2 separate regions of the Homo sapiens genome follow, and region 2 is linked to region 1. The links are chromatin contacts, found by Hi-C or POLR2A ChIA-PET in ENCODE. All regions are on one chromosome and are shown on one strand. The core of a region is the stretch at or near the end of the contact, and the rest is flanking DNA. Distances in the headings are between cores, read along the strand shown.

What was found. Hi-C counts contacts between places; a loop is a spot of excess contacts on that map. ChIA-PET counts read pairs that join two places held with the same protein, here RNA polymerase II (POLR2A). Pooled maps may share reads with other maps.
Region 2: a map of CD8-positive, alpha-beta T cell shows a loop between it and region 1 (5-fold over the local background). The contact joins the promoter of DDX39B here to the promoter of HCG17 in region 1. A Hi-C loop is called at or near these places in 1 of 168 maps with a recorded cell type or tissue (CD8-positive, alpha-beta T cell) and 9 of 50 pooled maps. POLR2A ChIA-PET finds 5 or more read pairs at or near these places in 1 of 52 experiments (CD4-positive, alpha-beta T cell).

What each region holds. Positions count from the first base shown.
Region 1 is chr6:30,324,778-30,328,336 of GRCh38, forward strand. It overlaps HCG17 (HLA complex group 17), which reads right to left and starts at 1,357. Exons shown (of 5, transcript NR_052012.1): 1 at 1,232-1,357. It overlaps TRIM39 (tripartite motif containing 39), which reads left to right and starts at 2,150. Exons shown (of 8, transcript NM_001369521.2): 1 at 2,150-2,218. HCG18 (HLA complex group 18) reads right to left here and starts at 2,379. Exons shown (of 3, transcript NR_102327.1): 1 at 1,374-2,379. RefSeq lists an enhancer at 186-829.
Region 2 is chr6:31,540,753-31,544,386 of GRCh38, forward strand. It overlaps DDX39B (DExD-box helicase 39B), which reads right to left and starts at 1,251. Exons shown (of 11, transcript NM_004640.7): 1 at 1,198-1,251. ATP6V1G2-DDX39B (ATP6V1G2-DDX39B readthrough (NMD candidate)) reads right to left here. Exons shown (of 13, transcript NR_037853.1): 3 at 1,198-1,396. It overlaps SNORD84 (small nucleolar RNA, C/D box 84), which reads right to left and starts at 426; the gene lies at 349-426. It overlaps DDX39B-AS1 (DDX39B antisense RNA 1), which reads left to right and starts at 1,552. Exons shown (of 2, transcript NR_133675.1): 1 at 1,552-1,644; 2 at 1,957-2,386. RefSeq lists enhancers at 681-1,880, 758-1,679 and a silencer at 993-1,908.

The DNA.
Region 1 (3,559 bases), core at 107-2,606:
ATTCTCCTGCCTCCGCCTTCCAGGTAGCTGGGATTACAGGTGCGCGCCACACGCGCCACACGCCCGGCTAATTTTTGTCTCTACTAAAAAGTAGAGACAGGGTTTCGCTATGTTGGCCAGGCTGGTCTCAAACTCCTGACCTCAGGTGATCCACCCGCCTCGGCCTCCCAAAGTGATAGGATTACAGGCGTGAGCCACCGCGCCCAGCCTTCATTTAGTACTGTCTAATGATGTTTTCATACTGCAAGGAGAAAGCTGAGTATGGACCACAAGGCCAAAAAGATGTCCTCTCTGGCTCTCTACAGCAAAGATTTGCCAAGCCCTGTTATATGTCATACTACTTGCGCTTCATAATTTTATAGTTTTACCTAGACAGTCTCCCTTTTTTCCTTCCATATTCAGCATAAAATCCCCTTAATATCAGTCTCTAGGCAAGCACATTCTTCACAGTCCTTAGAACTGGACCTCCTCTTGTTAATTTCCTTAGTCTAATCACATTCCTCCTGGTTATCTACAAACAGAAAGCCAGAAAGGAGGGCTATCAACATCTTAAGCGCCACAAATTAACAAATCAAAACCAAATCTCTCTCTCCCTCCGAAGCCACGGCTAAGGAGGCTCACTGCCCAGTTAGTGGCTTTCAAACTACCCTTACAAGTGAGACATCTTGTGAATTAGAACAAGTGCTGCTGCTAAAATCCCTAACGGCTACATAGCAATGTGAAAAAAGGTATCAAATGTAATTTTCTCAAATTTAATCTTCTTCAATTCTTGGCACAAAAAAAGGAACAGTAAAGGTAGACAACTGTAATTAGCATGTGTGATCCCAAATCTTTATACCTTAGATACTGGATTATATTTTCAGCAAGTAAATAGTTTCTGGCTCCCAAGATGAGAGGTTAAATAATGCAGGGTGTTTGTAAACAGCAGCACAATTTACACCGGAAATTAGGGCCCTTTCTCACCGAGGAGAGTACAGCAAAATCTGCTCATCTCTTTCAATGAATATTCTCCATGACTAGTGCTGGCGGCGGGGAGGCGGAGCAAGCTATCTTTTCTACCAGCCGTGTCACACCCCTCCTAGCACTAACCCCTCCTCCTCAGCCTTTTCACACCTCTACCCACTACTAGCCCCTCCCCAGCCCCATCACCTCTTCCCGGGCCCCTCACACCTCTCCCAGCATACTCTTCCCCAGCCTCATCACCTCACCCACTTCCTCCAAAATCACTGACCTGCTAAGCTTCCAGCAGCAGGCGGGCAAAGCAGGGAGGCTGTAATGCAAAAGTCCGCAGTCCCTACACAAACACTATCTGCTCCTGCGGAGAAACTCAAGTCACAGCCCCAGAAGTGGAAAGAACAGGCCTTGGCTCTCACCCAGTTAACAAGCGTTTATCCAGCGCACGTGTTGCGGTCGGACCCCATGCGAAGGAGCTAAGGACACAAAGGTGAGCAGCAGAGACGCGGTTCCAGCTCTCCCCCGGCTCCCACTCCAGCGGGATAGGTAGATAATTTCGGTAAATTTCGCCAAGCAGGGGCAGGACAAAGAGTATTTGAAGTCTACCGCGGGGAGAACTTACCTAATCCTTGAATGTTAAAAGGCTAAAAACTCCACTAGTCGGAAGTGACGTGCCAGCTTAGCCCCGCAGGTCCGCCACGTAATTGGCCGCCGCCACAGCTAGCCACCCTCTCCCCAGACTGGCCCGAAGAGAGGAAAAGTGTGGAAGTCCACAAGCCGCCCCCGCCCCGCCCTCTTCGTCGACTTTCAGCTGCACCGGGAGGCGGCGGCGCCTGGCCAGAGCCGGGGCCTGGAGCCTGGACTAGACAGCCTCGCCGGCCGGGGCGCCAGTCCAGCGCCCTGCGGGCAATGGGCTTCAGCGCTCGAGCACGCGCATGCGCGGGCCTGTATCTCCAGAGGATTCCTCGGGTCACCTGGACGCCAGCATCTCAGCCACCTGCCCCTCTGGGTCCCTTCTTGCCCTTGATTCCCCCTGCTGCTTCTCATCGCCAGCCCTCCTCCTCCTTCTTCCGCAGGCACCGCTAGACCCGGCCGCGGCCGCCCGCCGACACCCCAGCTTCCACTGACACGAGCCTCGGCGCGGCTTCCGCTTCCGGCGAGTATTGTGTGTCGCGCCGCGGGGCGGGGGCGAGGGGAGGAGGAAGGAGGGAGGCAGCGCTCCGGCGGCTCCGCGCCCCGCACTCCCGGACCCGAAGCCGGGAAGGTAGGTGCTGTCCCGCCGCCGCGCCCGAGCCTGGGGCCTGCGCTCGCCGGCCGGCTCCGCAAGCCGCGTCCCAGCGCCCCGCGACTGCGTCACCGGCCCCCCGCACGTAACCACAGCTGCCTCCGCCCGCCTCGGGCCCGGGCGGACGTTTTGCCGCCCCGGCGACGTCAGCGCGTCCGGCGTTGCTTGGCTACCCCGCCGTTCCCCCGTCCCGCTGCTGCTCACCTCCCCGGGTGAAACTCTGACGCAGTCACCGCGGGTCTCGGCAGCGTCATAGCGGCGGGCATCCCATCTGCACGTCACACCTCTTTCTCACCTGGACACGCATCCCTTCCTACCCTGCCAGCCACGACGTTTCCTCTTTCCCCTCTCCAATGCCCCAGCCCCAGATCTGGCGGAAGAAGATGGAGAACGGGGGTGGGACAGAGTTGTGGACAACCTCTCAGGAGAGGGTCGCAAGGTGGGACCCTGAACAGTGGTAGAAACAAAATGAGATTGTCCCTGAAGTTTGCCCTTCAGCTGAGACACAAGGAGTAGAGGAAGAGGAAGGACTAACGCAGAGGCACTCAAGGTCTCACTATGACTGTAGTTGAGAGTCCTCTCCCTTCTTCCCTAACCCTTTCCCCATTTCTCTCACCACTTCTTTGCCAGTCTAGATCCGTCCTGGTGCCTTACTGTGCATACAGTTCTACTCGTCTCAGGTGAGGAGGCCACTTAATTTGTAAAAGACTGAGGAAGGGGTAGGATCACCACAAGTCAAAGTTGGATTCCCACAGATAGAAATCATCTGACTGAACTTCTCTCCTATTGCTGACAGAAGAAATTCAAATCCAAAGAAGTTATCAGTTCCTACTCCAAATCAAACACATTTGTGTGTGCCAACAATATATACAGGAACAATTGTTGTTAACCTACCTCATTACATGGCCACTTATCTCTCAGCACATAGATCTACCAAATTTCCTTCCTTCCAGTAGGTCCCTGGAGAAGGATGGGGGTCGGGAGGAGAAAAGGTTATGGGGATAGTTAAATCAACTTACCCATGGCTAAAAGTATGGATGTTTTAAGGATGGAGTAGGGGGCCAGCCTTGTGTTTTATAAATCTCTCCTATGCATTTCCAATTCTTCTGAGGCTGCGCTTGAGGGAGATCTCATTGCCTCTTTTGTGTCTCTTAATTCGCAACCACTCCAGGACCTATAAGTTGGAGACACACTATGCCCAGGGTGTTAGTTATCAATAGCTATATTGAAAGATTCCAGTCACTACAAATAGACTCGTTGCTCTCTTTTCAAGAAGTCGTTGGCCTGAGCTCAGCAATATTTAATATGGTTGCCATAATT
Region 2 (3,634 bases), core at 1-2,500, 1.2 Mb after region 1:
CCAGGAAACTTTTACCTGGAAAGAAAAACAGATACAAAACATAAAAACGAAAAGCAAATATAACAGAACAGAAAAAGCAGTACCAGGGAAAGTGGTTAGGACAGAGGTTCCCAACAAGATTAGCAATCACAGTAGCGGAAACCAGAAAAGTTGGAAGGGGAAGACCAACTTATAAATTCTTGATCTGAAAGTAACAGTGAGGAAATAGAATAGATAATAAAAGGTAAAATACGACTAATAACTTAGTAAAGTGGAAAATGGAGATGACAAGTAGAGTCCTGAAAAGTCCTCAAAGGAAGACTCCGCTTTCCCTATTATAATCCCACCGTTATGGATGCCTAACTCAGCAGCCATCAGTCAAGGGTGATAGATGAGGGTCATCACTGCGCAAAGCGCTCACCTTTCGAAAAGAAAACATCATATGGCCGCCGTCCACCTCCCATAGCTCTCAGCCTCCCACTTCTCAGTATCCTCCCTTCCGCTGTTTAAGCAAGCCTTGTGTAATTAGCATGGGGGGGAGGGGCGGTGCAAGACAAATGGCTCGGCCACAAAAAAACAAAATTCATGTCTCCACCCTACAATAAGAAAGCTAATAGGTGACAGAGAAAGGCAATCCCCGCCCAGGCTTTAACAGGATCTTTACCAAGTGGTCTCACATCACTGTTACGCTACGAAGGTGAGACTCCTTTTGGAGAAACATACAATGACACCAATCGTATCGTAAACACTTGGAAGGCACTCCAAATTAAGTTGGGCAAGTCAAGGTGAGAAAAATCCAACTGGGCCCAGAAACCAGCTCCTCCTCCCAGTCCCACCGAGGGCCGAGAAAGAGCTCAAGAAAGGACAAGGAAGGTGAGAAGAGCCCCGCCCTCCGCAAATACCAAGACCAAGGGACGCCGAGCGCCGCCTCTCATTGATGCTGAGGCCTCCAATATGAGAAGAACCCATTGGAAGAAGGGAGCAAAACGAACACAATGGCGCCGAGGACACCATCTTGGATTGGGTCCCCCCTTAGCTTCCCTTCCTTCCCCCAGGAGCTCTTTGCTCTCGAAAGGGATGCAAGCTAAGGAAATAGCGAACCAACTAGGCCCCAGCGACCAGACCATCGCCTGTGAAAAGGGTATCAGGAACCCATGTGACGGGATGGGTGCGGAGAAGCGCAGATGGAAACGGATTGTAGCGAAGGCCAAAGCTTACCTAAACAGGGAGAGCGCGTATGGCGGCAGCAACAGCGACGAAGGAGGGAAATCTGCCTTCACTTCCGGTTGCAGGCTTCCCTCTACTCCAGCCTCCCGCCTTCTTGGCTGCAAGAGCGCAGGCGCAAGGGACCGGAAACAGGGCCTTCCGCGGTTATACAGATCCGTGCGCTCCAGGCTTGCCTTTGGAAAATGCCTGTCTGAAATTTGTTTTAAAACCGTTTCTAACTTCACTGCTACCGCCAGTAACAAAAGATATAAAGGAAACTAACGTCTCCCCCCCACTGTTATCTTTATTCTCTTATCCTACTCCTCTCCATGCCCCTCATCTCTTCGTTTAGGTTTTTGCCACGCAGGTCTTCTCTGTAGGCACCCCTCCATGGATGCGCGAGGAACGAGTGTGGCGAAGGCTGCGAGTTCCCACGGGGTCCTTGGCCCGGTAGTGAAGGTGACCTGAGGACTGCTGGGCACGCACTAGGAACCGGCAGGCCCTAGCTGAGGGGAGGGAGGAGGGAAGTCTCAGGGAACTGGATTGCTCGGGGGTGTTTCCCGACTCTTTCCCAGTCGTGGGGCTGGTGGGCGGTATTTTCCCAAAAGGATGCTGTCCGAGGTAGCTGATGCCCTAGGGCCAGTGAGTCAGGAAGGTGTTCTGAATCCGAGCGGGAAGACGGGGTCTGGATTCGGCCCCAAGTGTTAATAGTAGGGCTTGAGGGTTATACTACATTCCATTAATACTGTTTTTGTTTTTGTTTTGAGACAGAGTCTCGCCCTGTCGCCCAGGCGGGAGTGCAATGTCCTGATCTCGGCTCACTGCAACCGCTGCTTCCCGGGTTCAAGCGATTCTCCTGCCTCAGCCTCCCGAGTAGCTAGGATTACAGGCGCCCGCCACCACGCCCAGCAAATTTTTGTTTTTTTAGTAGAGACGGGGCTTCACCCATGTATGACCTCAGGTGATCCACCCACTTCGGCCTCCCAGAGTGCTGGGATTACAGGCGTGAGCCACCGCGCCCGGCCCATTAATACTGTTAATTCGAGCAGAATGTTCTTGGCCCCGCCCCAACAGCCCCATTGTTCAACCTGGATTTTTTTCCTGAATGAAACATTTGCTATCCCCGTCTTTGAGATGGGGAGCTACAAAAGTAAGACCTGATGTCCTGCTGTGTAATAAAACAACAAACGTTTGGCCCTCTCCCTGTTAACATACTTAATCATTTAATACTAAGGAGTAGGTACCGTTATTCTCATCTTATTGACAGAAGCGAAGCAAAGCAACATATCTCAAGCAGTACGGCTGGTGAGGTTACAGCCAGGATGCAAACATCTCTCATTCTCTATTGTATTCTGCCTCCCTGCTCAAAGAATCTGGTTAGTAAATACACTGCAGGTTACCTTATTGGTTCAAATTCTTGGTGAAGTAAGCTTGTCTTCAGTGACAAATGAAGTAACTAATTCAAGAATGGTGTCATAGAAGGTATTTTCCCAAGTATCATTTAATTTATTCAAAAGTATTTATCAACTGCCTCCCTTGTGCCACATGTTGTCCTAGGATCTGGGGACACAACGGTGAACAGCCCTGTTCTCACAGTGTTTACATTACAGGAAAGAAAACACATAAACACAAATATAATGTCAAGTATCGATAAGTGGTCAGGGTGCAGTGGCTCAGGCCTGTAACCCAACCCTTGAGGAAGCCGAGCCCGAAGGATTGCTTGAGCCCAGGAGTTTCAGACCAGCCTGGGCAAGTGAGACCCCATCTCTACAAAAAATTTTAAAATTAGCAAGGCATAGTGGCACTCGCCCGTAATCCCAGCTACTCAGGAGGCTGAAGTGGGAGGATCATTTGAGTCCAGGGGGTCAAGGCTGCCGTGAGCTGGAACTCCAGCCTGGGCAACACAGCAGGACCTTGTCTCAAAAAACCAGTAGCAGTAAGTGCTATGAAGAAAATGCAAGGTAAAGGGGCAAAGAGCACTTGCTCCTACACTCCAGCTTTTCTCTACAGTTGCGATCTATAGTCCTCAGATTCCCAAATGAGGAACCATGTTTCTCACTTTAGAGAAATAATAAAGTACTACTTGTTCTTGTTTCTCCAAGAAGTTTCAAAGGATAGCCATTTGGGCTGTTTAGGGAATATGTAAACAAAAAACAAGAAAGTGACTGAAGGCCAGGCACAGTGGCTCACACCTCTAATCTCAGCACTTTGGGAGGCCAAGGCAGGTGGATCACTTGAGGTCAGGAGTTTGAGACCAGCCTGACCAACATGGCGAAACCCCATCTCTACTAAAAATACAAAAAATAGCCAGGCGTGGTGGCACACACCCATAATTCCAGCAACTTGGGAGGCTGAGGCAGGAGAATCGCTTGAACCTGGGAGGCAGAGGTTGCAATGAGCTGAGATCACGCCATTGTATTCCAGCCTGGGCAACAAGAGCAAAACTCCA